Linked DNA regions of Homo sapiens: region 1 is linked to region 2. The links are chromatin contacts, found by Hi-C or POLR2A ChIA-PET in ENCODE. All regions are on one chromosome and are shown on one strand. The core of a region is the stretch at or near the end of the contact, and the rest is flanking DNA. Distances in the headings are between cores, read along the strand shown. Region 1 overlaps SLC25A33 (solute carrier family 25 member 33). Region 2 holds the start of PIK3CD-AS1 (PIK3CD antisense RNA 1).

Evidence for each region. A loop is a pair of places that touch in the nucleus more often than their neighbours do. ChIA-PET counts read pairs that join two places held with the same protein, here RNA polymerase II (POLR2A). Pooled maps may share reads with other maps.
Region 1: a pooled map shows a loop between it and region 2 (3-fold over the local background). The contact joins the enhancer-like site here to the promoter of PIK3CD-AS1 in region 2. A Hi-C loop is called at or near these places in 2 of 50 pooled maps. POLR2A ChIA-PET finds 5 or more read pairs at or near these places in 4 of 52 experiments (GM10248, GM12878, OCI-LY7 and 1 more).

What each region holds. Positions count from the first base shown.
Region 1 is chr1:9,560,277-9,567,662 of GRCh38, forward strand. It overlaps SLC25A33 (solute carrier family 25 member 33), which reads left to right. Exons shown (of 7, transcript NM_032315.3): 3 at 7,008-7,085. Among named protein-coding and RNA genes, the nearest start is that of SLC25A33, 25 kb to the left of the region's middle. Within about 2 kb of position 1,360, at least 7 of the 41 ENCODE cell types and tissues checked have a DNase peak (open chromatin) inside an H3K27ac peak, as active enhancers do.
Region 2 is chr1:9,653,210-9,659,903 of GRCh38, forward strand. PIK3CD-AS1 (PIK3CD antisense RNA 1) reads right to left here and starts at 1,377. Exons shown (of 2, transcript NR_027045.1): 1 at 989-1,377; 2 at 1-834. The region is part of intron 1 of PIK3CD (phosphatidylinositol-4,5-bisphosphate 3-kinase catalytic subunit delta); the gene reads left to right. RefSeq lists an enhancer at 715-764.

The sequences.
Region 1 (7,386 bases), core at 110-2,609, 93 kb before region 2:
AAAAACCCATGCAAATAACATGGTCATTCGTTTAAAAGTTGTCTGCTTGTGGCCGAGGCGGGCGGATCACGAGGTCAGGAGATAGAGACTATCCTGGCTAACACGGTGAAACCCTATCTCTACTAAAAATACAAAAAATTAGCCAGGTGTGGCGGTGGGCGCCTGTAATCCCGGCTACTCGGGAGGTTGAGGCAGGAGAATGGCATGAACCCCGGAGGCGGAGGTTGCAGTGAGCCGAGATCGTGCCACTGCACTCCTGTCTGGGTAACAGAGCAAGACTCCATCTCAAAAAAAAAGTTGTCTGCTTATTAATAGTCTTACTCATTTGGGGAATACTACTTTAAAAGACTTGTCAGAGAACAGAATTTGTTTATAGAAAGTTTATTTTCAAAATTCAGAGAAAAAAATATTCTCTATTCTGTTAAAGAAAAGTATTCTGTTAAAGAAAAAAATTCTCTATTGAAGAACCTATCTCGAACCTATCTTTTTTTTTTTAATAGTTACTTAAAAAGCAAAAAGGCAATATGTTAACAGATTCAGGTATCTGCTATTAAATGTGCCAGAGTAATAAATAGTATATGTATTTCAGGTATTTGCTTTTAAAAAAAATAAAAATCTTCTGGCTTAATATTTTCCAGCAAAGTTCTTACTATTTAAACTGCTGAGACACATTCTTTTTTTTTTTTTTTTTGAGGCAGAGTCTTGCTCTGTCGCCCAGGCTGGAGTGCAGTGGCACCATCTCTGCTCACTGCAACCTCTGTCTCCCGGATTCAAGCGATTCTCCTGCCTCAGCCTCCTGAGTAGCTGGGACCCGTCACCACGCCCGGCTAATTTTTTTTGTATTTTTAGTAGAGACGGGGTTTCAGCGGTATTAGCCAGGATGGACTCCATCTCCTGGCCTTGTGATCCGCCCGCTTCGGCCTCCCAAAGTGCTGGGATTACAGGCGTGAGCCACCGCGCGCAGCCCTCTTTTTGTTTTTTCAAGTGCCTTTTTCATTGAAAAGTAACGTGTTAGTGATCTCCTATCTTATCTTTTAGGAACCACAGTGTTCAGATGAGACATTTGTCTTGGATTAGTCTGTGCTATGCATATTATGATATAAAACAGTGAAGAGAATAAAATGCTCCAAACAAGACCCTGATTTTTTTTTTCCATTTTTTTCCTAAATGAAAGTTTGTGACTGTGGGAAAATGAGTCTGGATCCTTCTGGGCTTGATTTTGCAGCTGAAATGTACCATTTATAGTAGGATCTTAATTGTTCCAGAAAAGTTTTGTAAACATCAAGCTAGGTTAGAAGTTTGGATTATGTAACAGATTTGGCTTTTTGCCAACTGTTATTATGTGTAACTATGGAGACCGCCTTTCTTAAGTTCTTAACAGGCCTGAGTCACTTGAGGACACGAGTTCCCTACTGCATTATGGATGAGCGGCTTCAAGCTTCCTGGAGCCAGAGATTCCCTTAATTGTGTTTAAATGACTCCTGAAGCTGAACAGGGTACATTAATGGGGACCACAGAGAGGATCTAAACTTTACACAATTTCTTGATACACTTAGCGTTTGAAAATCTTGATTATGTGCTATATTATAAAGTATAGGCCACTTCAGGGTGTTACTTGAGAGAGGTTTTAGTTCAGACAGCTCGATCGTTTAAAAGAGCAATACTGCTTGAACCCTTAAAAGAGCAATACTGTTTGAACCCGGGAGGTGGAGGTTGCAGTGAGCCGAGATCATGCCACTGCACTCGCCTGGCGACAGAGCAAGACTCCGTCTCAAAAAAAAAAAAAAAGGGGCAATATTCGTGTTTCACGCCTGCAATCCCAGCACTTTGGGAGGCTGAGGTGGGCGGATCACCTGAAGTCAGGAGTTCAAGACCAGCCTGGCCAACATGGTGAAACCCCATCTCTACTAAAAATACAAAAATTAGCCAGGTATGGTGGTGTACACCTGTAATCCCAGCTATCCAGGAGGCTGAGGAAGGAGAATCACTTGAGCCTGGGAGGCGGAGGCTGCAGTGAGCCGAGATGCAGCCACTGCACTCCAGCCTGGCTGACAGAGCAAGACTCCATCTCAAAAAAAAAAAAAAAAAAATTAGCAGGACGTGGTGGCTGTTGTCTATAATCTCATCTACTCAGGAGGCTGAGGCAGCAGAATTGCTTGAACCCAGGAGGCAGAGGTTGTATGGGATCACTTAAAAGGGCCTGGGCTTAACACCTGTCAGTAAGGAAAATGATTTGATTAGAAAATAAGACTACTGTCTCTGCATAATATTTTTATGTAATTGAATTATATAAATGGGCCAGGCACAGTGGCTCATGCCTGTAATCTCAACACTTTGGGAGGCCGAGGTGGGCAGATCACTTGAGGTAGGGAGTTCGAAACCAACCTGACCAACATGGAGAAACCCTGTCTCTACTAAAAATACAAAATTAGCTGGGCGTAGTGGCGGGTGCCTGTAATCCCAGCTACTTGGAGACTGAGGCAGGAGAATCACTTGAACCTGGGAGGCAGAGGTTGTGGTGAGCCAAGATCGCGCCATTGCACTCCAGCCTGGGCAACAAGAGCAAAAACTCCGTTTCAAAAAAAAAAAAAAAATTATATAAATTGAACTAAGGTCTGACTTACTACTTTTTAAAATAATAGCTTTTTTTTTTTTTTTTTGAGGCAGAATCTCGCTCTGTCACCCAGGCTGGAGTGCAGTGGCGCAATCTCGGCTCACTGCAAGCTCCACCTCCTGGGTTCACGCCATTCTCCTGCTTCAGCCTCCCGAGTAGCTGGGACTACAGGCGCCCACTACCACGCCTGGCTAGTTTTTTTTGTTTGTATTTTTAGTAGAGATGGGGTTTCACTGTGTTAGCCAGGACGGTCTCGATCTCCTGACCTCGTGATCCGCCCGCCTCGGCCTCCCAGAGTGTTGGGATTACAGGCATGAGCCACCGCGCCCGGCCGATTCTTTAGTATTTCAACAAAAGATCATGCCATCTGTGAATAGACATAGTTTTACTTTTTTCTTTCCACTCTTTTTCATCTAATTGCTAGCCTACTACTAGCTCTTGAAGGTACAGATATTCTTTATTTTAAACATCCAAAAATTAGGAGAAGAGAAGCTAAGATTCAAAATTCTATTTACTTTATACATTCAGAGAATCTAGAGCATGAAAAGTTACATAGTGATCTGAGGAAGGAGAGCTGGAAATAGATGAAACTTTAACATTATCCAGTATGCTGTGGACCAGAATGTCAGCTGTACCTCTTTTGCACCAAAAACCAGCTTAATTTGGGAAACTTTCCCTGTGGAGAAAGTGGAAGAGGTAGAAATAGAATTGACAGGATTTACTTTACTATTAACTTTATAGGAACATCTTTTCCATAAAGTGAAAGACCTTTTCATCATACCTTCTGTGTGTTATAATGAAAGTAAAACATTCTATTAACTTTTTTTTTTTCCTTTCTGAGACAGAGTCCTGCTCTGTTGCCCGGGCTGGAGTACAGTGGCATGATCTGGGCTCACTGCAGCCTTTGCCTCCTGTGATCAAGTGATTTCTGGCTAGTTTTTGTATTTTTAGTAGAGACGGGGTTTCACCATGTTGCCAGGCTGGTCTTGAACCCCTGACCTCAAGTGATCCACCCGCTTCGGCCTCCCAATGTGCTAGGATTACAGATGTGAGCCACTGCTCCCAGCCATTCTATTAACTTTTGACTAGCATATGATTATTTGTGAGCTAGATCAACCTTAAGTGCTATCAAATGGATGGTACTACTAGTAAAGAGAAATCCTCCATAAGAAAAAGAGATTAAATTAGAGAAGACCATTATATAACAATGTAAATTCTACTGGATACCATGGAAATTGAACCATTGAAGAGAGTAAATTTAACCAACGTGAATAACTGTGTTGCTGCGGAAAAATGCCTCTAAAGAATGTTCCATACAATCCTTTCAGGATTTTCTAAGTCGCTTTTAATTGGAAACAATATTTAACTTTTTTGTGTGAAAAGCACATTGGCGAGGTTATAGAGAAATCGGAACCCCTTTTACATTGCAGGCGGGAATGTAAGGTGGTGTAACCACTATAGAAAACAGCCTAGTGGTTTCTCAAAAAATTAGGCATAGGATTACCGTGTGATCCAGCAATTCCACTTGGATTCCACAAAAGAATCCAAAGCAAGGACTCAAACAAATATTTGTACACCCATGTTTATAGCAGCACTACATATAATAGCCAAAACGTGGAAGCAACCCAAGTGTCCATCGATGGGTGAATGGATAATAAAATGTGGTATATACAGCAGTGGAATAATATTCAGCCTTTAAAAAAAAGGAAATTCTGGGTGGGCACAGTGGCTCATGCCTGTAATCCCAGCACTTAGTAAGGCCAAGGTGGGTGGATCACTTGAGGCCAGAAGTTCGAGACCAGCCTGGCCAACATGGTGACACCTCGTCTCTATTTAAAAAAAAAAAAAAATATATATATATATATATATATATATACACAAAAATTAGCTGAGCGTGGTGGCACTCACCTGTAATCCTAGCTACTGGGAAGGCTGAAGCACAAGAATTGCTTGAACTTAGGAGGTGAAGGTTGCTGTGAGCCGAGATCGTCCCACTGCACTCCAGCCTGGGTGATGGAGTAAGACCCTGTCTCAAAAAAGGAATAAAATAAAAAGAAGGAAATTGTGACACATGCTACAACATGGATGAACCTCAAAGACTGAGTGAAATAAGCCAGTCACAAAAAAAGATGTGACGCCACTGATAAGAGATACCTAGAGTTGTCAGATTAGAGACAGTAGAATGGTGACTGCCAGGGCCTGACGGGAGGGAGGGCTAGGGAGCTGGTGCTTAATGAGTGCAAAAGTTCAGTTTGAAAAGATGAAAAGGTTCTGGAGGTAGATGGTGGTGATGGTTGCACAACAGTGTGGATGTACTTAATGTCACTCAACTGTACACTTAAAAATGGTTACAATGTGGCTCTCGCCTGTAATCCCAGCACTTTGGGAGGCCTAGGTGGGTGGATCACGAGGTCAGGAGTTCAAGACCATCCTGGCTAACACAGTGAAACCCTGTGTCTACTAAAAATACAAAAAATTAGCTGGGCGTGGTGGTGGGTGCCTGTAGTCCCAGCTACTTGGTAGGCTGAGGCAGGAGAATGGCATGAACCTGGGAGGCGGAGCTTGCAGTGAGCTGAGATCATGCCACTGCACTCCAGCCTGGGCAACAGAGCGAGACTCTGTCTCAGAAAAAAAAAAGGTTACAATGGTAGATTTTCTATTATGTGTATGTCATCACAAAAAAAAAAGTTTAAAATTAAAGCAGTTGGCTGGGTGCATTGGCTCACGCCTATAATCCCAGCACTTTGGGAGGCCAAGGCAGGCGGATCATCAGGTCGGGAGATTGAGACCATCCTGGCTAATGCAGTGAAACCCCGTCTTTACTAAAAATACAAAAAATTAGCCGGGCGTGGTGGCGGGTGCCTGTAGTCCCAGCTGCTCGGGGGGCTGAGGCAGGAGAATGGTGTGAACCTGGGAGGCGGAGCTTGCAGTGAGCCAAGATTGCACCACTGCATTCCAGCCTGGGTGACAGAGTGAGACTCTGTCTCAAAAAAAAAAAAACAAAGAAAAGAAAATGAAAAACGAAAAGCAGTCACGGTATAATCTTTGGACTTGAGATACTAGGCTTTGGTTTTAAATAACCGTCATCCGTCCATGAAAATTATTAGTTTTCTATTCCTTAAATTCTGCCCTCCCCCGCCAACTTTTTTTTTGTTTTTAATTTTTGAGACAAGGGGTCTCTTTCTGTCGCTAAAGCTGGAGTGCAGTGGCATGATCATGGCTCACTGCAGCCTTGACCTCCCAGGCTAAGTGATCCTCTTACCTCAGCCTCCTGAGTAGCTGGGACCACAGGCACACACCACCACACCTGGCTAATATTTTTCATTTTTTGTATAGATGGGGTTTATACTGTGTTGCTCAGGCTGGTCTGGAACTCCTGGGTTCAAGTGATCCTCCTACCTGGACCTCCCAAAATGCTGGGATTACAGGTATGAGCACTGAGCTGGCTCTATTCTTTATATCCCTGTATAAGATTCTACTACATTAGGTAAAGATCTAGAAGATAGGATTGTTAGAAGCAGTAAATCCAAAAGAAATCTCTGAACCTGTTTCTCAGTGAATCTTATTATGATGAGGAAATTATTCCCTGTGTGGCACCCTCTGCCAGATACTCATCCTGCTTTCACAGGATTTCATTGTATAGTACAGACTCTGCACAGCTTCCTCCTGTGTTGGGCCGGGTGTGGTGGCTCATGCCTGTAATCCCAGCACTTTGTGAGGCTGAGGCGGGCAGATCACCTGAGGTGAGGAGTTCAAGACCAGCCTGACCAGCATGGAGAAACCCCATCTCTACTAAAAATATAAAGTTAGCTGAGCGTGGTGGTGCATGCCTTTAATCCCAGTTACTCGGGAGGCTGAGGTAGGAGAAACGCTTCAACCTGGGGGGCGGAAGTTGCAGTGAGCCGAGATCACGCCATTGCACTCCAGCCTGGGCAACAAGAGTGAAACTCCGTCTAAATAATAATAATAAATAAATAAAAATACAAAATTAGCTGGGTGTGGTGGTGAGTGCCTGTAATCCCAGCTACTTGGGAGGCTGAGGCAGGAGAATTGCTAGAACCCAGGAGGCAGAGGTTCCAGTGAGCCGAGATCATGTTACTGCACTCCAGCCTGGGCAACAGAGCGAGACTCCATCTCAAAAAGAAAAAAAAAAGGGAGAGAAAGAAAATATGTCTAACTGATGCTTTTTGAGGCATGTTTTTTCACTGTGCTAATGATAGCAGTATTCTACAGCCTTCCGATTCTGTATTGTAACCAAATCAGATAAGAGTCGAGCTTGACATCTCTCAAACATTTTATTCTCTCAAGGAACTAATGAGAAGGTTGACTCTTTATCATTTTTAATAGGCCTTGCCTGAGGGGTTTTAAAGGTTTGTCTTTTCTTATTATTCAGGTCGATCTTGGAGAAAGAGGGACCAAAGTCACTTTTTAGAGGCTTGGGTCCAAATTTGGTTGGAGTTGCACCATCAAGGTAAGCATTAAACTTTCCAGCTAGCTCATGCTAAGCAGTATGGAATTCTGGGTCCTTTCTTACCAAAGGGTGATGCTGCTGAATGACCAGTGTCTTTTTCTATGTTGGATTTGCCTAAATATAGCGGACATAGCAAATAGTCATTGAGAATGCTAGGCGTGTCTTCAGTGTGTGAAAGAAAGGATTCTACTTACTGTATTCTTTATATTCTTAAGTGTGAAAATTAATCTGCTATCATTACTGTAATGTACTTTAAGTGTTTGCTACTCTAAGTATGGCATGTGGCCAGCAGCATTAGTAT
Region 2 (6,694 bases), core at 127-2,626:
CAGGAGAGTGGGATACCGCCCGGGTGCCTGACGGTGCCTTGGTGTTCTTGACAATTGAATGGTACCATCGGGACATTACTCCCCAAAGAACTGGTCGTTCTTACCTAGGTGATTTCAGCTGGACAACTGTAGGAGCTGAGTGGTGTTGTCTTCATTTTACAGTTAAGGAAACGAAGGCTCAGAAAAGTTAAATAACTCACCAACCCACACAGTTTACAAGTAGTTTCTCCAGGATCCCAGCTCTTTCCGACGCCAGCGCGTTTAATCATCTGGGGGTGCCGTTGCTTGCGGGGGAAGGAGAATGTCCTAGTAATTCTCTTGGGGGGGATTTGGAGGGGACGACTGTTCAGAGAGGCACCCTCTAAGATACCCTTGAGACTCCTCTGTAACACCCGCTGCTGCTGTTCACACCCCCTCCCCAATTTGATTGATGTGTTGAGTGGGGCGGAAGGTTCTTTTGGTTGATGAGGCTGCGACCAAACGCAAGGAGATATAAATAGAGCTTTCTCTTTGGCTCTCTCTAGAGCAGAAATGCCAACCCCTTAGCATTTCCATGGCCTGCTGGAGTTTCATTTCTTGATATTAGGATTCCAGCCATCTTGGCTGGTGAGAGGCCTGCTGGCGGCTTCCTGGGCTTGGTCCTCTTTTGGTGCTTTCACAGAATGATGGAAGACACTGGAGTGGGCTGGAGGAGTGCTCTTAAAACCCAGTTGTGGCTGAGAGCGGTAGCTCATACCTGTCATCCCAGTGCTTTGGGAGGCCCAGACGGGAGGATCACTTGAAGCCAGGAGTTCAAGGTTGCAGTAAGCTATTACAGTGCCACTGCGCTCCAGCCTGGGTGACAGAGCAAGAGCCCATCTCTGAGAAACATAATACAACAACCCAGTTGCCTGCTCCAGAGACAACTAAGCTAGCCTCCTTCTGAGCCCCACTTCCCCCGCCCTTCAGCCCCTGTTCAGAAACAGACTACATTGGCCACACTACTCACTTAGATGTTTCTGGAATTAGGGCACGTGCCCCAGAGGTACTCCCGACCACGCAGATGTCCCCTTCTGGCAGGAAAAGCGCGTTTCTGCGTTTCTGCAGCCTCAGTCCACGCCGCCAGGTCTTTGCACTAAGCTGTGGGCTCCGTTTCTCCTCCGATACCATGTTTAGCAAGTGTTTCCTGAGATCACACGGGGTGCCAGGGGCTGTGCTAAGAACAGGGCAGGCAGACTGGGAGGGCATCAGCCCCTGGGGGGCTTACAGGACAGACAGTCCACCAATGGTTGTGCGAAAGCCAGCCCGCTTTCGCACAACTGTCCGATGGAATTCATGGAGGTGGGAGTGGGGATGGTGAGAGTCGGTTCCTGCTTCATCTTGTTTTACTTAAATTGCACAGTGAAAGGGAGAAGTGAATGTGCAACGGATGAAGCAATTCCCCTTTGGCTGGGTTATTTTCAAAACCATTTTTGTGTAGAGAGCAGTTCCCGCCCTCCCTGAGGCCAGCTGCCGGTGTGGGCCTGATGGTGGGGTTTGGGGCCCCAGCAAATGTTTCCTTAACGTGGGACCTTCAGAAGGCTCTTTCAGGCTGGGCGCGGTGGCTCACGCCTGTAATTCCAGCACTTTGGGAGGCCGAGGTGGGCGGATCACTTGAGGTCAGGAGTTCAAGACCATCTTGGCCAACATGGTGAATATCTGTCTCTACGAAAAATGCAAAAAAAAAAAATTAGCTGGGCGTGGTGATGAGCACCTGTAATCCCAGCTACTTGGGAGGTGGAGGCAGGAGAATCGCTTCAATCCGGGAGGTGGAGGTTGCAGTGTGCTGAGATTGTGCCACTGCACTCCAGCCTGGGCAACAGAGTGAGACTACATTTCAAAAAAAAAAAAAAGAAAAAAAAGCTCTTTCAGCCAGGAGGGTGGCTTCAGCTACTCCCCAGGGGACAAGTGTGTTTTTCAGCAAAGCTGTTAGAGAAGATGGTCTAGAAGCAGTACCCCGGGATGGAGGAGACAAGGAAGGGCCCTATCCACTGGAGGATGGCAGAGCCTGGCTTGTTTGAAAGGGAGGAAAATATTGTCATCTTGGTACCGGTGACAGTGTTTCATAAATAGCGAAGGTGGCAAAACGCCACCTCTCTCCCTACAGTTAACGCTAAGACTGAGTTGTCTTTAGTTTGGTTGGTGGAAATCCCCGGCAATCATAGCAGAAATGCTGCCAGTTTCAAGATGGAAAAAATAAAAAACCCAGGAACCCCCCGCCCCCCCCCCTTTTTTATTGCAGCTAAACACTGTGACTTGCTGTGGGTCCTACCAAAATAACGGCCATTCTCCCCTCCCTGAGGGCCAGCACAGTCCCTAGGGCCTGTGAAAGTTCCCCTTCCAGCTGCACTGGCTGGATATGCGTGAAACTCCCCTCCCTCCCCAGAAGTCACAACCTTACCACCTCGGATAAGGGTCAGGGCTCCTGGAAATGGGTCCCTTTTCCTATTACTTTCTTTCTTTTTTCTTCTTTTTTTTTTTTTTTTTTGAGACGGAGTCTCGCTTTGTCGCCCAGGCTGGAGTGCAATGGTGTGATCTCGGCCCACTGCAACCTCTGCCTCCAGGTTCAAGCGATTCTCCCACCTCAGCCTCCTGAGTAGCTGGAATTACAGATGTGCGCCACTATGGCCAGCTATTTTTAGTATTTTTAGCAGTGACGGTGTTTTGCCATGTTGGCCAGGCTGGTCTCGAACTCCTGACCTTAGGTGATCTGCCCACCTTGGCCTCCCAGAGCGCTAGGATTAAAGGCGTGAGCCACCATGCGCGGCCTTCCTATTACATTCTGAGCACAGGGGGAGTGATCAGAGTGAAGGGTGTGGCATTTCCAAAGTGGTATTTCGGTTGGCTTCTGTTTCACTCATATTGGGGGAAATTGCTTCCACTTAGAGAAAATGCCGGAAGAGTGGGCGGTGCCAGGAGTAGGGTGGGGGAGGAGGAGATGCAGAAAGGGATAGACCTATTTGGGATTTTTGGTCCTGGAGGGATGCTGTACGGGTTAAGTATCCCTTATCCAAAATGCTTGGGACCAGAAATGGGGTGGAGTTTGGATTTTGGAATATTTGCATTATATGCTTACCAACTGACCATTCCAAATCCAAATATCTGACATCTGAAATGCTCCAAGGAGCTTTGTATTTGATCATGATGGCACTCAAAAATTTTGGATTTTGGAACGTTGTAGATTTCAGATTTGGGATGCTCAACCAGTGTTAACCTCCTGTGGTTGCTGTAACAAATGACCTCAAACTTTGTGGCTTAAAACAGAAACGTGCATGCTTATAGTTTCAGCTACTTGGGAGGCTGAGGTGGGAGGATCACTTGTGCCCAGGAGTTTGAGGCTGCAGTGAGCCATGATTGAGCCTGTGAGTAGCCATGGCACTACAACTTGGGCAACATTGCGAGATCCTGTCACTAAAAGAAAACAACAGCAATGGGCCGGGTGTGATAGCTCACGCCTGTAATCCCAGCACTTTGGGAGGCTGAGGCGGGTGGATCACCTGAGGTCAGGAGTTCAAGACCAGCCTGGCCAACATGGTGAAGCCCCGTCTCTACTAAAAATTCAAAAATTAGCCAGGCGTGGTGGCACGTGCCTGTAGTCCCAGCTATTCGGGAGGCTGAGACAGGAGAATTACTTGAACCCAGGAGGCAGAGGTTGTAGTGAGCTGAGATTGTGCCACTGCACTCCAGCCTGGGTGACAGAGCGAGACTCCATCTCAAAAAAAAAAAAAAAAAAAAATGTATTCTCTCACAGTTCTGGAGGCCAGAAGTTAAAAATTAAGGCATCAGCAAGGCCTCGCTCCCTCTGGGGGCTGTAGGGGGAGAATCCTGCTTTGCTCTTCCTTCTGGGGGCTCCAGCGTATCTTGGCCTGTGGCTGCATCACTCCAGTCTCTGCCTCCGTCTTCACAAGGGCATCTCCTCCGTGTGTCTGGGTCTCCGTCTGTCTCTTTTAAGGACACTTCTTGTTGGATTTAGGGCTCCCTCAGATAATTCAGATAGAAATCATTTCAAGATCCTTAACTTACTTACATCTGCAAAGACCCATTTTCCACATTATTATTTTTCCAGATAATGTCCAGGTCCTGGGGGTTAAGACCTATCTTTGTGGGGGCCACCAATCAGCCCGCTTACAGATAAACAGGAATGTCTTTCTGTATTTTCTGGGGACGGTGGGAAGTGCGGTTATCTTTGCAGGGAAGCCGCCCTGTTCTGCCACTTTCCCCTGGGTGACTTTAGGCAAAGATGTCAGAGTCCCTGGTGGTCTCTGCTGGACCATTGACCCCAGCCTCCTTCCTGCTTTCCGTTCCCCAACTTTTATGAACTGGCAGTCCCCACCTCACCCCCAACCTCCTGGGGTCCCAGGAGCAGAAAACTTCTGGAGCTCAGGAGGAGAAATGCTTCTCTTACTTTCCCTCCCCAACAAACTCCTCCCTCTTTATCTTCAACAACAGTCCCTGCCCTCCGCAGCCCATTCCCAGCCCAGGGCTACTCTCTCTCTCTCTGAGGTCACACAGCCCCTCACATTTTGAAATTTCATCTGTTGGGCAGAGGTGGGGGGAGGGCTCAGATGGTGACACAGACACTGCTCTGTTCCCACCTCTTACCCCAGGACATGGTATGGGGCTGGTGGCACTGGGAGGGGTTTGGGGAGCCCCATTAATCATTGAAGTTTGTAGGAGGGGTGGATAAGGACATGGGAGAATGATTGGGTGAGGTGCTCCAGGGCTCTCTGGAAGGGCTGGGCCCCCCCCTTGCATCAGCCACAGTGGGGGCATTGCTCTTTTCTATGTTGGTCATGAAATCTGGAAGAAGTGCTTTCTTATCAATAGAGAAGCATAATCAGCCTTGTTTTTGAAACTTTGGAAAACCATTTATGGCTGGGCATGGTGGTTCATGCTTGTATTCCTAATGCTTTGGGAAGCTAAGGAAGGAGGATCACTTGAGCCCAGGAGTTTGAGACCAGCCTGGGCAACATAGTAAGACCCCCATCTCTGCAAAAAATAAAAATAAATTAGCTGGGCCTTGTGATGCACGCCTGTAGCCCCAGCTATGTGGAAGACTGAGGTGGGAGGATTACTTGAGTCCAGGAGTTTAAGGCTGCAGTGAGCTATGGTTGCAACACTGCACTCTAGCCTGCGTGACAGAGCGAGACCCTGTCTCAAAAAAAAAAAAAAAAAAGTCATTTATGTCCAGGTGAGGGTGGGGCTGGGTGAGGTGGTGGTTTTAGGGGGATTGCCACGTGGGAGAAAATGTACTGTCTTTGGAGTCAGCTGAACTGGGTTTTTTCCCAGCCACATTTTTTTTTTTTTTTTTTTTTTTGGTGAGGCAGAGTCTCCCTGTGTCACCCAGGCTGGAGTGCAGTGGTGGGATCTTGGCTCACTGCAACCTCTGCCTCCAAGGTTCAGGAGATTCTCCTGCCTCAGCCTCCCGAGTAGCTGAGATTACAGGCACATGCCACTATACCTGGCTAATTTTTGTATTTTTAGTAGAGACAGGGTTTCGCCATATTGGCCAGGCTGGTCTCAAACTCCTGACCTCAGGTGATCTACCTGCCTCGGCCTCCCAAAGTGCTGGGCCTGGCCACCAAGCCACTTTTTATCTGCTGGGTGACCTTGGGCAAGTCACTTAACCCATCAGAACCTCAGAGTCCAGTTGTAACACTGAGACAGCAATACCTACCTGTTAGTCTTGAGGATTTTGTATATTATCCTGTGTAAAGTGCCAGGCACATAGCAATCCATGCAGTGTCTGCAAAGGAGCTGGTGTGGAGTGGATTAGAAACAGAAGTCATGTATCATCATCCCTCTAGCCCAACACAGCGGTTGCCCATTTGGGTATCCTTTCCATTAACTTCTTTTGGATGTGCATTTTAACTTAGTTGTAATTATGAGAACACATGGACACAGGGAGGGGAACAACACACACTGGGGCTTGTGAGGGTGGGGTAGGGGGTGGGAGAGCATCAGGATAAATAGCTAATGCACGCGGGGCTTAATACCTAGGTGATGGGTTGATAGGTACAGCAAACCACCGTAGCACACGTTTACCTATGCAACAAACCTGCACGTCCTGCACATGTACCCCAGCACTTAAAATAAAAAATAATTTAGTCGTAATTAGTAGGCATATGCTTTTTATCTTAATTTTCATGTTTTAATTGTAAAATATACATAACATAAAATTTACCATCTTAAGCATTTCTAAGAGCGCAGTTCTGTGGGATTTACACTATTGTGCAACCGTCACCACCGCCCACCCTCAGGCATTTTTTTCATGTTGCAAAATTGAAATTCTTTTCCCCTTAAACACTAACTCCCCTCTCCTCCCAGCCCTGGCAGCCATTCTGCTGTCTCTGTGCTTTTGACAACTCTAGGTACTGCACATGAGTGGAATCCTACAGTATTTGTCTTTTTATTACTGGCTTCATTAATTTAGCATGTTTCTTGAAGCTTAATCCGTGTGGGGGTATGTATCAGAATTTCTTTCATTTTTTAAGGCTGGACATTCCACTGTGTGTAGGTACTACATTCTTTTCTTTTTTTGAGACAGTGTCTTGCTCTGTCACCCAGGCTAGAGTGCAGTGGCATGATCTCAGCCTCACTGCAACCTCCACCTCCCTGATTCAAGCAATTCTCCTGTCTCGGCCTCCTGAGTAGCTGGAATTACAGGTACGCACCA